3 separate regions of the Homo sapiens genome follow, and all the other regions are linked to region 2. A link is a contact called in ENCODE Hi-C or POLR2A ChIA-PET data. All regions are on one chromosome and are shown on one strand. The core of a region is the stretch at or near the end of the contact, and the rest is flanking DNA. Distances in the headings are between cores, read along the strand shown.

Evidence for each region. Hi-C counts contacts between places; a loop is a spot of excess contacts on that map. ChIA-PET counts read pairs that join two places held with the same protein, here RNA polymerase II (POLR2A). Pooled maps may share reads with other maps.
Region 1: a loop to region 2 is called in a map of CD14-positive monocyte, with 5 times the contacts of the local background. The contact joins two enhancer-like sites. A Hi-C loop is called at or near these places in 1 of 168 maps with a recorded cell type or tissue (CD14-positive monocyte) and 1 of 50 pooled maps. POLR2A ChIA-PET finds 5 or more read pairs at or near these places in 1 of 52 experiments (activated CD8-positive, alpha-beta T cell).
Region 3: a loop to region 2 is called in a pooled map, with 2.6 times the contacts of the local background. The contact joins two enhancer-like sites. A Hi-C loop is called at or near these places in 1 of 37 single-sample maps with no recorded cell type and 2 of 50 pooled maps. POLR2A ChIA-PET finds 5 or more read pairs at or near these places in 3 of 52 experiments (CD4-positive, alpha-beta T cell, H1 and Panc1).

Annotation. Positions count from the first base shown.
Region 1 is chr15:69,605,713-69,610,788 of GRCh38, forward strand. The region is part of intron 1 of PCAT29 (prostate cancer associated transcript 29); the gene reads left to right. Among named protein-coding and RNA genes, the nearest start is that of PCAT29, 16 kb to the left of the region's middle. Within about 2 kb of position 1,544, at least 3 of the 41 ENCODE cell types and tissues checked have a DNase peak (open chromatin) inside an H3K27ac peak, as active enhancers do; they include CD14-positive monocyte, where a contact is called at or near this core.
Region 2 is chr15:69,756,770-69,761,377 of GRCh38, forward strand. The region is part of intron 2 of LOC107984788 (a long non-coding RNA gene); the gene reads left to right. Among named protein-coding and RNA genes, the nearest start is that of LINC00593, 76 kb to the right of the region's middle. RefSeq lists an enhancer at 4,164-4,233. Within about 2 kb of position 2,407, at least 5 of the 41 ENCODE cell types and tissues checked have a DNase peak (open chromatin) inside an H3K27ac peak, as active enhancers do; they include CD14-positive monocyte, where a contact is called at or near this core.
Region 3 is chr15:69,919,913-69,924,276 of GRCh38, forward strand. No RefSeq gene overlaps it. Among named protein-coding and RNA genes, the nearest start is that of LINC00593, 87 kb to the left of the region's middle. RefSeq lists enhancers at 1-97, 98-720. Within about 2 kb of position 2,484, at least 2 of the 41 ENCODE cell types and tissues checked have a DNase peak (open chromatin) inside an H3K27ac peak, as active enhancers do.

The DNA.
Region 1 (5,076 bases), core at 294-2,793, 150 kb before region 2:
CTAGGAACCCGGTGCTTCCCCATGCATGTCATTCTCCCAACTGTCCTCTGAAGCAGGCAATAGCATCTCCATTTCACAGCTAGAGAAACTGAGGCTCAAAGGTTGTAAAGCTTATGTGTTGCTGACTGGCTTGGATATAGCTTTGGATCTGTCTGATTTTACAGACCAGGTAATTTTTACTTTATAATCATGATCAATTTCTGACTGAACAGAAAATTTATCTGAACAGCTGCCAATGTCACTATCATCCTCAACCTCACCATCAACATTACCAACATCACCATCACCATTAAAATCGCAATCACTATCACCACCGTCACTGTCACCGTCACCATTATCGTCACCATCATCAACATCACCATCAGCTTCACTATCAATGGTCCTGTGATTACAGGCAGCAGGGCATGTCAGATCATCTCTCTCAGCTTCAGCTTCTTTATCTGTGAAATGAGGATAACTATATCTACCCCAGAGGTTAGGAGAGGTGCTGAAGTAGGTCTTCTATTTCCTCCACTCCACCAAAACTGCTGTTTTCAAAATCATCAATGACCTCTATAATTGTTGTCATTATACTCACCCTCCAAGAGCATTCAATGCCTCTGACCACTTCCTTCTCTTGGCTTTGTGACAGTCGCTTTCTGGTTTCCCTTCCAGCTCACCGATCCCCATCCTCCTTTGCTAGCTCTGTCTCATCTACTAGATCCCTAAATATTTGAGTCTTGCAGAGCTTTCTTCAAACGGGCTCTCTAACTGCTTCCTCCCTAGTCCAAACAACCATCGTGCCTCCCTTGAAATACTATAGAAACTCCATATCACTAGGGCACGGTCAGGGAAGTGGACCTTAGAGTGGGCCATGGAGCACCCCCTGGGGAAGAAGGGTCCCTTCCTGGGCCCATCTAGAACTAACAGCACTCACTTCAAGGAGGAGATATAGGGTCAATCCTGAGCAGAATTTTTCGCAGGTAGTTTGTGAAGTCTCTGCCTCCTGAATCTGCATCCCTTTCAGCTTTCTGTTGCTTGCTGGGTCTGTACTATCTCAGATGATCAGAGCCCTCAGAATCTTCCCACCCTAAACATGTCCACACTGAGATGTCAGGGACAGTGGCCCCCACTTGGTTTCTATTTAGCAGAGAACTAACAGAGTGCTATAGAGAGATCCCCAGTTAATGGCTGGGAACATTTGCAGAATGCTTTCCTGAAAACTGAAATAGCACCCCTTTGGGGGCTACTGTTTCTGCCTCCACATTGGGGGGCTTGTTCTGAGACAGATGGTCCCCTGTTGGGCTGTTCTCACACACACGAGCAGAGGAATTCTTTTAGGTCCTCTTGGCCTCGGGAGCATTTTGAATCAGATGCCAGGAGAAACAGATTGCCTACCCCTTATTCTGGGGGCTGTGGGTGGATGGCTTTGAGAGGAGATCTCTTCCAAGAATGTGTTTTCCCTTACATCTTCAGGATGCCATGCACTTCCCGCTCTGCTCTTTTGAGGCTGGCATAAGCATGAGAGTTGCTTGGGGGGGAACGTCTGTACCGCCTCTGCCCCACTGCTCAGGAGCAATGGCGGATGAGTGAGTCACTTTTGGCATCCTCCTTTGTTCCCTTTGCGTAGGGCTACCCAGTTGGTAACACTACAATCTGCTCTCCACCACCAGCTTAACATTCCTAAAATAGCTCAGTGTGATTGGGCCATTCCGTTGCTCAAGAACCATCCAGAGTCTTCCATTGCCTGTAGAATGAAGTCCCAGGCTTTCGTCTCACGTTCGAGGTTGCTACCATCTGGCCTTCATTTGCTTTTCCAACCATGCCCCTCATTCCTTCTCTACCCAAGGTCTTCCCTCCAGACAGTCAGGTCTACTCTCCTTTCCCAGAATGCCTGGCCTCCTGGCTGCATCCACACCATTCTCTTGGTTAAAATGCTATCCCCCTTTGTTGCCTGTATAAACTTCTTCCTGTTCTTCCAAACAGGTTTGAGGCCAACCTTGCAAAGGCCTCCTCTCCTTGGATGTCTTCCTTGATCCCTCCTTTCATTTGCCCCCTGATTCCATGTTACCACACAGAGGCCCTCTTGTGACTACTTACCTAGGTGTGGGCAGGGAGTGGGAGAACCACAAGGGACAGTACCCAGGGCTATTACCACCAACAGGTACTCCCAGTAGCAGGAGAGCTATTACCACTTCTAGGCCTGAAGAAGCGAGGGGAGGAAACTGTTAACAAAACCTGGAAGGAGGAAGGCCTGCAGAGAAGACCACAGGGCTGTGACCTTCCACAGAGATGTAGTCAGCTTGGGGAGAGCTCTCCGGTGAGTCAGGAGAATGAGCACCCCTTAATTGAGACCAATTGGAAGCCAGAGCGCAAGGGAGCCCCTTAGAAAGTCTCTGCAGGGGCCGGGTGTGGTGGCTCATGCCTGTAATCCCAGCACTTTGGGAGGCCAAGGCAGGCGGATCACAAGGTCAGGAGTTTGAGACTAGCCTGGCCAATATGGTGAAACCCCGTCGCTCGTAAAAATACAAAAATTAGCCAGGCGTGGTGGCAGGTGCCTGTAGTCCCAGCTACTCGGGAAGCTGAGATAGGAGAATTGCTTGAACCTGAGAGGCAGAGGTTGCAGTGAGCCAAGATCACACCATTGTACTCCAGCCTGGGTGACAGCGAGACTCCAACTCAAAAAAAAAAAAAAAAGTCTCTGCAGGTCAGCCTTCCTGTGTGGGTAGAGGAGTGAAGGAGTGTGGAAAGGAATCTGGAGGGATGTAAAGAGGAAGGGGATTCTAGCTTTTACCTTAGATATCAGATGGGTAAATTGTGAAGACTTTGAATGTCACAAGTAGAAAGATTCTTAGATTCAAGCTGTTCCACATCATTTCCCATATAGGAAAGTGGAAGCCCAGAGGGTGTTCGCGCTGATCTGAGACCACACAGTAAGGTAGTGTCAGAGATGAGACGGGACGAAGTGTGAACCCCCCAGTTCATTAGTCAATTGTTTCTTTGGAACAGAGCATCTAATAAGTTACACAATAAGAATCTGAGTTTTAGTCTTACTGGCCATGCTGGCTGTTTGGTAACTGGTGAGATGGCCTGACGGGAGTCTGTTTGCAAGTGGTGGCTGACAGCCCTCCACGGAAGAGGTGCATCCTGAAGGGGGAAGCCATGGACGATGATTTTACCCAGTGGTATGTGGATTGACATTATGGACATAGCACGGCAGTTGTTTGTTTGTTTGTTTTCTTTTTTTTCTTTTTTTTTTTTTTTGAGACAGCATCTCACTCTATTTCCTAGGCTGGAATGCAGTGGTGCAATCACAGCTCACTGCAGCCTTGACCTCCCAGGCTCAAGCAATCCTCCCATTTTAACCTCTCAAGCGGCTGGGACTACAGGCACGTACCACCATACCTTGCTAATATCTTTAAATTTTTTTTTTTTTTTTTTTGTAGAGACGAGGTCTCACTGTGTTGCTAGGGCTGGTCTCAAACTTCTGACCTCAGGTGATCCACCCGCCTCAGCCTCCCAAAGTGCTGAGATTACAGGCGTGAGCCACTGTGCCCAGCTGGCAGTTGTTTTTCAAGTCTGTTGTCCACCTCGGTTCCTGGACACCATTTGAATGCTCTCCCACGGAGAGCAGAGAGAGAGAGAGAGAGAGAGAGAGAGAGTGTGTGTGTGTGTTTTAAGGGGAGGAATCTACAGTAGAATCTGAAAGAGCTCTTTCACTCATCTCTGAGTCACACTGAACTCCAAGCAGCACTGCTGTGGGTTCCCCATAAGGGAGCATAACAGAGAGACAGCTCTCCCACACCCCACTGTATTTATTATTATTATTACTTTTTGAGATGGAGTCTCACTCTGTTGCTTGGGCTGGAGTGCAGTGGCGCAATCTCGGCTCACTGCAACCTCTACCTCCCGGGTTCAAGTGGTTCTCCTGCCTCAGCCTCCTGAGTAGCTGGGATTACAGGCGCCCATGACCACTCCCGGCTAATTTTAGTAGAGACAGGGTTTCACCATGTTGGCCAGGCTGGTCTCCAACTCCTGACCTCAGGTGATCTGCCCACCTCAGTCTCCCAAAGTGTTGGGATTACAGATGTGAGCCACTGTCCTGGCACCCAACTTTGTTTTAATTCTCTTTCACCCGATTTCCTTCTACTCTTTTTTTTAAAAATTGAAGCAGTTGTGCAGTTTTTTGCAATGTTCAGACTCTGATACTTATGACTCCTTACATCTCAGATCAAGCCGTGGGAAGGCCCGGGCAGGGAATATGATATCCAATGGTCAGTGGAAAGAATGCACTCAGGGAAGTCAAATACATGGTCTAAGTTCCCACAGCTGGAAAGGGATGACCAAGCAGTAGGCTTGACTCTGAAGACCATGCCGTTTTGATTTTACCATATTGGGACTCTCTCCCTCTGCCAACCGTTCCTTTTTCTGAGTCTTTTCCTATTCTTTTTCTCTCTCATCTCTCAACCTTTCCCTTCTTCACCTCCATCTCCCCCATCCTCTCTATCTCTCTCTTTCTCCTTTTCCCCTCTCCCCACTCTTCTGAAAAGCCACAGCTTCTCTCTGTTCTAATATGCCTAAGACATTGTCCCAGAAACTTTCTTATGTGCTTCTTGACACCCAGAGTGACTGAACACAGGTATGTTTGTTGGGAGAGCCTCTGCCTCCATGGGAAGAGAAGCTAACTGGTTGACTTTCTGCTACTTGTACCAGCCAAGGGGCTATTTGCAGACAGTACATAACAATGACAAAGCACCATAAGACATTGAGCAATCTTTCCTTGCATCAATTAGATTCTGACATCTGCTTACTGTTTAATTATCTTTTGACTGAGGAAATGGAAAAGTTGACAAGTAGTTCAACCCAACAAGAGTCAGGTTCCTTATTTTTCCCCCTTCATGAGCATGTTTTTAGAACACTGATCTGCCAGCATCTCCTGGTCTCTCTGGGGCACTGGCAAAAAATACAGACAAATATTTATGTTCCATGAACTCAAGAAGGTTTTCATATTGTTTTCATGTTTAACTGATTTCAAATGAACGACAATGGCTCTTAATGTGGTTACAAGAATTTGCCATTAATTTTCACTTGAAATTG
Region 2 (4,608 bases), core at 1,157-3,656:
GTGTGTGCTTACTGAGGGCTATTTGTATTTCTTCTCAACCTGTACCTGTTACTCTGATTAAATAATGCAATCCATCATTTCATAATGCAATGAAATATGAGTGCAAAAACGTAGAGTTGTTTCTTTGCAAGCTAAAGTGAGTGCTTTGGAGAGAATCAATGCATGCTATAACGGAACAACCTCCTGGTGAATTCAGTGTAAGTGCGATAACTATAAAGGTTAGAGGAAAAAACAACAAAATAGAGTCTTTGGCATTCAGTTTTATATTCTCTTTCACTTTAAAGAAACAGAGACTACATATTGTTGGTGCTACCTCGTGGGCGTGATTTATCTGGGGAAGAATTCCAAACAGCCAACCCAGAGAATCCCCCATTTTCTATGACTGTCTTGGGAAAGTGGGTCTGACAAAGCTGAATCTCATCAGATTCAAGAGGGGGTGTTCGGTGGCTTTAATGCTTCTCCGTAAAGTGGATGGGAGAGTGTCAGGGCTAACTCAAGCCACAAAGGGTTCTGAGAACCTCAGAGCTGGGAAGGGCTTCATGTTCACTGGGCCCAGGCATCCCCTGGGGTGGGCACCTCCACCGCAGTCCCACTGCCAGGTGGCTGCCCAGGCTCCTGACTGATGCCCCAGTGACTCAACACCACTGAGACCTGGTTCGGTTTGAGTCGTATTCTGGTAAGCGTGCCTGACTCACTCTGCTCTCCCTTCTCTGTGCTCCTTGATGTACCCTCCTTTACCCCCAGGTGAAAAAGCTCCATTAACTTTGTCACAGCAGGTCCAGAAAGAAGCTAACACTGTAATATGAATTAGCTTAATATATTCTCAAGGTACCTATTTTCCCAGCAGGACAAGGCCTGCTTATCCTTTCAGATAATTCTTCATTCTTTCCTAGGGCCTTCCCATCTCTCCTAGCCCCAAGATCCAGGTCCTTCATCCAAAAGACCTACCCTAGGCCCCATTTCTGCACATTTCCGGCAAGATTCTGCCTGATCACTGCCTCAAGTTGATAGGACAAAATATTGTACCTGGGATCAATAAAAATTCTAATTCTAGCACTTTTTTTTTTTTTTTTTGAGACGGAGTTTTGCTCTTGTTGCCCAGGTTGGAGTGCGATGGCGTGATCTCGGCTCACTGCAACCTCCGCCTCCTGGGTTCAAGTGATTCTCCTGCCTCAGCCTCCCAAGTAGCTGGGATTATAGGCAGCTGCCAACATGCCTAGCTAATTTTTGTATTTTCAGTAGAGATGGGGTTTCACCATGTTGGTCAGGCTGGTCTCGAACTCCTGACCTCAGGTGATCTGCCTGCCTTGGCCTCCCAAAGTGCTGAGATTACAGACATGAGCCACTGTTCCCGGTCTAATTCTAGCACTTTCTAACTCTTAGACCTTGGCTTACATAATTAATGTTTCTAAAAGCTGTGATTTTTTTCATTTGCATAATGGAAATTGAAATAGCTCATTGTGATGGTTCTTCATTCAACATGTTTTTAAAGTCCCTACGAGGTGCTCAAGCACTCTGCTGCTGTGATACTGTGGGTACATGACTGGGAAAGCCAGAGGCCATCTGATACAGCCACAGGAATGAAGCTTTGCTGGTTGATAGATGGGATAATGCAGGGGTTGGCAAACTTTTTCTGTAAAGCGCCAGATAGTAAATATTTTAGGCTTTATTCTGCCATAGTAGTGCAAAAGCAGCCATAAACAATATATAAACAAATGGGTGTGGCTCTGTGCCAATAAAACTTCACAAAAAACAAGCAGCAGGCTTTGGCTTGTAGGAAGTAGTTTGCCTACTGCTGGGCTAAAGGTTAATGTTTGTGGATTGAGGGTCAGTTCCAGATCACTCCAAGAAGGTGGCTTCAGATGATGAACATGTGGACTTAGGCTGGCATGCTGGGAGTTCTTCAGGAGGGCCTCCAAATGCATCATTCCTCTTGCTTATGCAGAGCTGGACGGGTTAGATCTCAAGCTGGCTTAATTAACTTTCCAGGCCTTCTTCCTTAATGGCAAAGTACAAATTCAGTAGCATTCAGTGGCCCCTTATAACAGACACAGTAAGTATGACAAAGATACAACCCAGCCTACACTACTGGGATGACAGGGAAAAGTCATCCCAGCAGGGTTTAACTAGTGGTTTCCCAAACTTGAACACTCATTGAATCACTCAGGATGCTTGTTAAAAATACAGATTCCTGGACCCCTACTTTAGAATGATTATTTCAAGCTATAGAGATGACCTGGGGATTCTGGACCATTAGCATGTGGACCAGATGATTTTAAAGGAGGGAAACTCAGAGTTAGGCCCCTTTTAGCTGTGACATACAGTGGTTATCAAAAGAGTAAAGGAAGCCTGTCTGCCCTTGCTGGGCTGTGGTGGGACAGAGAATGGTGGTGGTGGGGATCGTTATCTTGTCTGCAAAGACGTGGCAGGATGTGGTTGACCTGAACTTCCTGTGAATCAAGGAACCAGAGAACAGGGGGGAGAGATTCACAGCCCGGCAGTAGGCTCAGCCCACATGCCTAGAGTGTGCTCAGTGGGTACTGGGAAATGAGAGCCTGGCCCCACCTCTTCTCCGTGACCTTGGGCAGGTCACTTCACCTCTCAGAGTGTCAGTTTCCTCATGGATACAAAGGAGATGATGATAGGTCATTTTCAAGGACACCATGAAGAATAAATAAGGTATCATTTATAAAACCTCTGTCTCCTTGATTAGTGGTAGAAAATTCTCTTTCAGTGGAATCAGTGTCCACCTCAAAACATCCAAGGGCCAAGAGTTAGGAGACCTCCTTCATGGGCGGGGTTTTACCAATGACTCAATGCTCCATCTTGGAGTAAGTGAGATCATGTTGCTGGGCCTCACTTCACTTGACTGTAGAATGGGACGTTATGCACCTGCGGTTCCCTGTTTCCTTTTCAAGGATTCTCTTGAAGGTTGGATGAGACTATGGAATGAGAAGTGTCCTGGTGCTGTCAAGGGATATGGCAAAAAAAATGTGCAAGACCATTCTTGTCAGGTGCGGGGAGAGATGTTGCTGACTTTAATAATGTACTTCTTTCCATTTGTTATTTTTACAACAAAGGAAGAAATAAAACAGGACCTCTGAAAGATTCCTTGTCATATATAGCTTTCTCCTATTGAGTTATTTTCATCTGAGTTTATCAATCAATTGAGAAACAGTCACTGGATATCAACGGTGTACCCAGCCCTGTGCTATGTGTAAGATAAGGAGGTTCAGAGGTATGCCGCTAGGTCCCTAACCATGAGAGACCCACAGTCCAGCTTAGGAGATAACAAATATGTGTTATCCAGGTATGTTAACACATGGGAAGTGAAATAGAAGTGCAGTGATGATGCTGATGATGCTGACAGTAATGATGGAAAGGATGAAGATGATGTTAATTATTCTTCATATACACCACAATTGTACAGTTTACAAAGCATGTTTAGGACGATTATCTTATCTGATATTCAAGTCTAGAAAAACCCTGATTTTACTGATGAACAAACTGAGGGTAATAACTTCTCAGAGATCAGATAGGAAGAAAGTAGCTTAGTTGGACTCCAGCTTCTTTCTTTTGGCCCCAAGAGTGCCATTATCCTCAAGACATCATAACTTTCTTCCTTTAAATTGCAACAGAACATTGCAAAATGCACATTATCGTCAGATAGTAACATGAGTAAATTAGCACATGGGAAGTGAATGTTACAAGATCTCAAAGAGCAGGCAGGTCAGGAGACTGTTGACTGCAGTGAACAGAAGAGGCTCAGTGGAGAAAGCTGTAACTGAGTTTAGCCTTGGAAGGCTGCATGGTATTTTTGAGAGGTGGAGATGGGGAGAGGGGTGACATTCTTGGCAACTGGAAATGTATAGGTAAGAAAGGAAGTGAGAAAGTTCAGGGTGTGGCAGGAAATAGCCAGACCCCAGTCTGACCACAGTGGGTTCCATATAGTGGATCTGCTGGGGAAGAGTTGGGGATGTTCTCTTCCAAAGGGCTGGAGTGGTACTCTTTACTTTAGCGTAGGTGGGATATGGCCACCATTTTCTCTTTGATATCCTTATCCCCCTCAATCCCGAGTCCATCCATAATCAAATGAAGCAGTAATCAAATCAAATAACAGTCTGTAGTCCTAGCCCAAAGACAGAGTCTGCCACTTCCGACTTTTTTCTTTAAAAAAAAAAAAAAATGTCAGAATGCTGCTGAAACAGGAACAGCATTGAGGCAACAGCAGCTCTGACTCACAAACAGCACATCAAAGCAGCAACGATAAGAAACTGGCAGTAATTGTGCGTGTGAGCAGTGTTTTCCTGATGCTCTTTGAGGCTTGGGGGCCCCTCTGGGCAGCCTGATTGTGGAAAGAAGCATGTGGTTTTCAAAAATTGGGTGACTCACCACACAGGCAGTGTTCAGAAACAAAAACAAAGTCCTGTCTGCTTTGGTTCTCAGAGCCCAGGGCTTTGGGTCACTGCACATTTCAGGACATCAGTGAGCTGAGATTCATCTATTCATTCATCCAACCATCCATACATTTGACCATCCATTTATGCATCCATCCATCCATCCATCCATCCATCCATCCATCCATCCATGCATCTGTCCGTCCACCCA
Region 3 (4,364 bases), core at 1,234-3,733, 160 kb after region 2:
TGTCCTCCCAGCCAAAACTGGTTTAGAAAAGGCTGCCCAGCTGGCAGGTAGGAACAAAGGGATTAGGCCCCGTTTGACAGACTGTGTCCCTCCCATTTGCATGTCATTAAGCTGCAGGCCAGTTAGCAGAGAGGGTCACATAGCTTCAGAGTCCCTGCCAAGCTGGGGCACGGAGGCACTGAGGCTTCATTTGCATTTTGGACACCTGCCCTGAACTACAGGAGCCAATTTGAAGAAGAGGGATTTCTTGAGGAGATGACTGGGGTGTTGGAGTGGACTGGGGAGGTGTCCTCATCTCAGTGGTGACCCTAGTTTTTTTCTGTCTCCCCTCAAAACTGACACAAACTGAAGCAGGCTTGTTTTGAGGGACAGAAATGGCTTCATTGCTCTGAGAGTTAAACCAGGCACTATGCAACAGCTTGGGAGAGGATAAGTGAATTCTGAGAACCGGGGCTTCTCTCCCCAACCAGCATCCCCACACCACACACTCACACACATGCACCAGCCTAGCCAAAAGGAAAAAAAGGAAGAAAGGAACACAGGCCACATTTTCTCTGCACTCCCCTTCTAAGGCCTCCTGGGGTGGCCCTGATTGACAGAACACTAAATGCAAGAGGTTTCCTGTGATAGAGAAAGAGATTTTCTTGAGGCATCCAACTCCTGACCTTTAAGAGCTCGGGGAGCAAAATGATTTTCAGTCACTTGGGCCTGAGTGAAAGGTATGTGAATTGATCGACTGCAGGGCTCAGGCCTCCCGAGGTCTTGATCTTATGTCATTAAAATCTTACAATCGAGTTATCCTAATGTATCCCAGCAGCCCCCTTCTCAGAGGTGATTAGTAAATAGACTCAAAGTTACATGGTCTAAAATGCCTTCTCCAAGGGCCTGGAAGACCAGTAATGTGGATGGGGCCTGGGGCCAAATCCGGCCTCTGCTATTTGAGGTTTTCTTTTTTGACATTAGACTATGGTAACTACTGCTGTTGCTGCCTCTCACATTTCTTCCTCTAGCTCTTTTAATCTTGTGAAGGTGCCTACTCCTCTTGCCACAGGTGTCTAGATAGGTTGAGCTGGCTAATTTCCTCTGGCAACAGTGATTGGTCTGGGGATGCAACTGACCCACGCCCAGCCAATCAGAATCTTCCCTAGGATTATTCTCTTTACTGGGGATCCTGAGCTGGGATAGTGTGAGCAGGGGTTGATGGTGAATATTTTCCCTGCCATGTGTGGTCTTGTCTGCAGAAGGTAGGCAAGCCCAGCAGGCAAAAGTGAGAAAGGGGTGGAGTGAGAGAGGCCTGATTCATGAAACCCCATCAATGCTATTGAGCTACCTTCATATCTTTCCTAGTTCCAAGACCCTTAAAATTCCTCTTTTGCTTAGGTTAGCCAAGGTTCATTTCTGTTGCTTGCAACCAAATCTTGCCATGTGGGTAGGAGCTGATATTCCCAAGGTTCAATCCTTTGGGGCTTGAGGAAAATGAAATGGACAGGGAATGATACAAAATGTGGTCATACAGGTCAAAGGTGTAGACCACAGCAGCCCCTCAGGGACAGCCCACTAAAACATCAGCTCCACGAAGAGAGAGACCTTTGTCTCTTTCCCAGTTTCTAAAGCAATGCCCGGCACATACCTCTTCCCACCACCTCCCTCCTGGGCCGCGCTGTCTTGCCTGCCACATGAGATCTCTGCTTCTCCCCGAGCCTCTGCTCAGACCCTCCTCTGTCTCCTAACTTGCATCTTCTGCCTTTTCCACTTTCTGCTCCCTCTTACTTTCAATTTGTCTGTGGTCACCATGACCTGCTCTCCTTCATAGCTTCCACTGTTAACTGCTCTGGTCTCTTCATGTTTCTTGATGTCAGGTTCAAGTGAAGTGCCAGAAGTCAGAGAGAGACAAAATCCGATTGGCCTGGCTTGTCATTCCTGTGTCAGGCCACCTCCCAGGTCAGGCTGGTGTCTTTGGGTCAAGTACCAGTGCCTGAGCTGATCAGCTGAGGTTGTGGGGCAGGGATTCAAATGGTGCAAAACATGGCCACTTAGGCTGTAGACGTCACAAGCCAGCCAGTTCTCACTATTAGGGGCCACAGTATCTCCAGCATAGAATCCATTGCTTAGACTAGCTTGGGGGAACCCAGGAACTATCTACACTCCCCTCTTCCATATTCCAGAAACTTCATCTGAGGCATAAGGTTTTTATTTGACAGTGGGAACCCCTCCCCCCATTCCAGGGAGCTTCCTCACAGGTGCCTCTCTGGTGTGTTTCTTGCTTGAATTGCAAATTAAATGCTGCATAAACCCTACATAACTCAGTGCCCCATGTTGGCAGTATCTTATTTTTCAATTTCTTTTTTTTAATTGAATGAACATATTTTATGCAAGCCGTTCTACCTTGGTGAAGGCTGTTCCCCTGTGATTCATCAGAGTAATAACTAGAAACACCATTATTTGGCTCCATCCTCCTGCTGAGAACATCACATAACTGAGAAATGTTCATGCATCTCACAGAGTTTCGGGGCAGAGTAAAAAGGGGAAGCAGCGAGAGGAGGAGGAGAGGGAGGAAGAAACAAACAAATGATTATGAACACACATGCAAGCTGACAGCAAGAGACATGGCTAGACAGTGAGAGGAAAACACAGGCCCACATATGGTTGTTGATCTCACACACATACACGTATGCACACACATACACGGAGGCACAGAAGGAACCACACATACCTGTCTACCCAGGTATCCCAACATTCGAAAAAATTAAATGAAAAAACCCATAAACTCTACGAGAAGTGATGCTAGAGAGCTGGTCCAGTTGCCTCACTTAACATGTAAGAAAAAGGAAGCACAGAAATGTAGCTATATCCCTGTGTGTCCCATTTGCAGACACCAGTGTTCCTGGGTTTCTGCCTAGAAATACATAATTCAACTTGTCTAAGATGCAAATCATATCGTTATTTATATTTACTGAGTTCTTGTCTCTGGGTTAAAGATTTTCAGACATCCTTATCACTTTGATCTAAGATGTGGCCAGAGTATTCCTGCTATTATTGTTTTTGTTTGTTTGGTTGGTTGGTTTGGTTTTTTAATGATTTTTGTTGAGTTGGCTGAGCATCTGGAAATATTTTCAAAATGTTCACCTCAGGACACAGAAGCCCCTCAGTTAATGTCTTACAAACCCTAGCATGCTCTCAAGAGCTGTATGAATGAACACTTTTAAGGTTAGACAAATCAAACGTTCAAAGCAGGCTTCTGGAAACCTTCCTGTCGCTTCTCCAGGTTCATTGGCACTTCCTTAGCACAGCTCTCCTCGCTGCTTGCCTGCATGATTGCCTTGTCCACTGCCCATTTCCAGCTTTTCCCCTCTCCAATCCCCTCTTCATCTCATTACCAGATGAATTCTTCTAAGACATGACTCTCACCTTACCCTTCTTAGAGTAATCAGGATCCTGAGCTGCAAGTCTACTTCTGCATTGGTTGGTCATCTTCTGGCTGCAAGTGAAAACACCCAACTCAAACAAGCTTGCAAAATGGCAGGAAGGAATGGGATATTTGAGGATTCACATAACTGGATCATCGAGCAGTAAAGGCTGGATTCTGAGGTCAGCTGAGGCTATCAAAAACATCTCTTTTCCTCGATCTCTCAACTCTGCTTTTCTTCATGGCAACTTTTTCTATCCTTTTACTTTCAACTTTTCAGTGTTCTTATGATTTACCTAATGTCTTATAAACAATATAGAGCTGGAATTTTTTAAAATGCAATTTGATATCTCTGTATTTTAACCAGAGATTTAAATCCATTGAAATATGTTGTGCTCACTAATCTATTTGTATTTACTTAGCAGCATTTTATTTTTGTATTCTTTTTACTCTGCTTTGTCTATGCTTTTTTTCCTTCTTTTTATGTCATAGAGTGTTTTTTCTTTAGCCTTTCTTTTTTTCTCTTTGTTACTGGCTTATAGCTCATATACTTTACTGGTTTGTATCTTATGCATTTTTCTTGATTGTCCTTAATTTTTTTAACATGCATACTTGACTTTACTATGTCTGAAGTTAATAAAAATCTGTATCATCAAAGAATATAAGACTTTAGAATACTTTAGCCACTATGAGTCTCTTCACATCTTATATATCATATTCAAATCAAATAGTTTTATATCCAAAAATTATTTAATGTTACTATAGTTTTATGCAGGAAATGCTTGATTGGATTCATCCCATGTTTATTATTTTTTTCTGATTCCTATTTCTTCTTGCACCTCAGTCCTTGCCTCTAGGTGGAATTTTCTTCTTCCTAAAATAATCCTGCAGCAGAGCTTTCAGAGAGGATCTGTGAATAGAAAATGCTGTTAATCTTTCTTTGGGATGCCTTCACTTT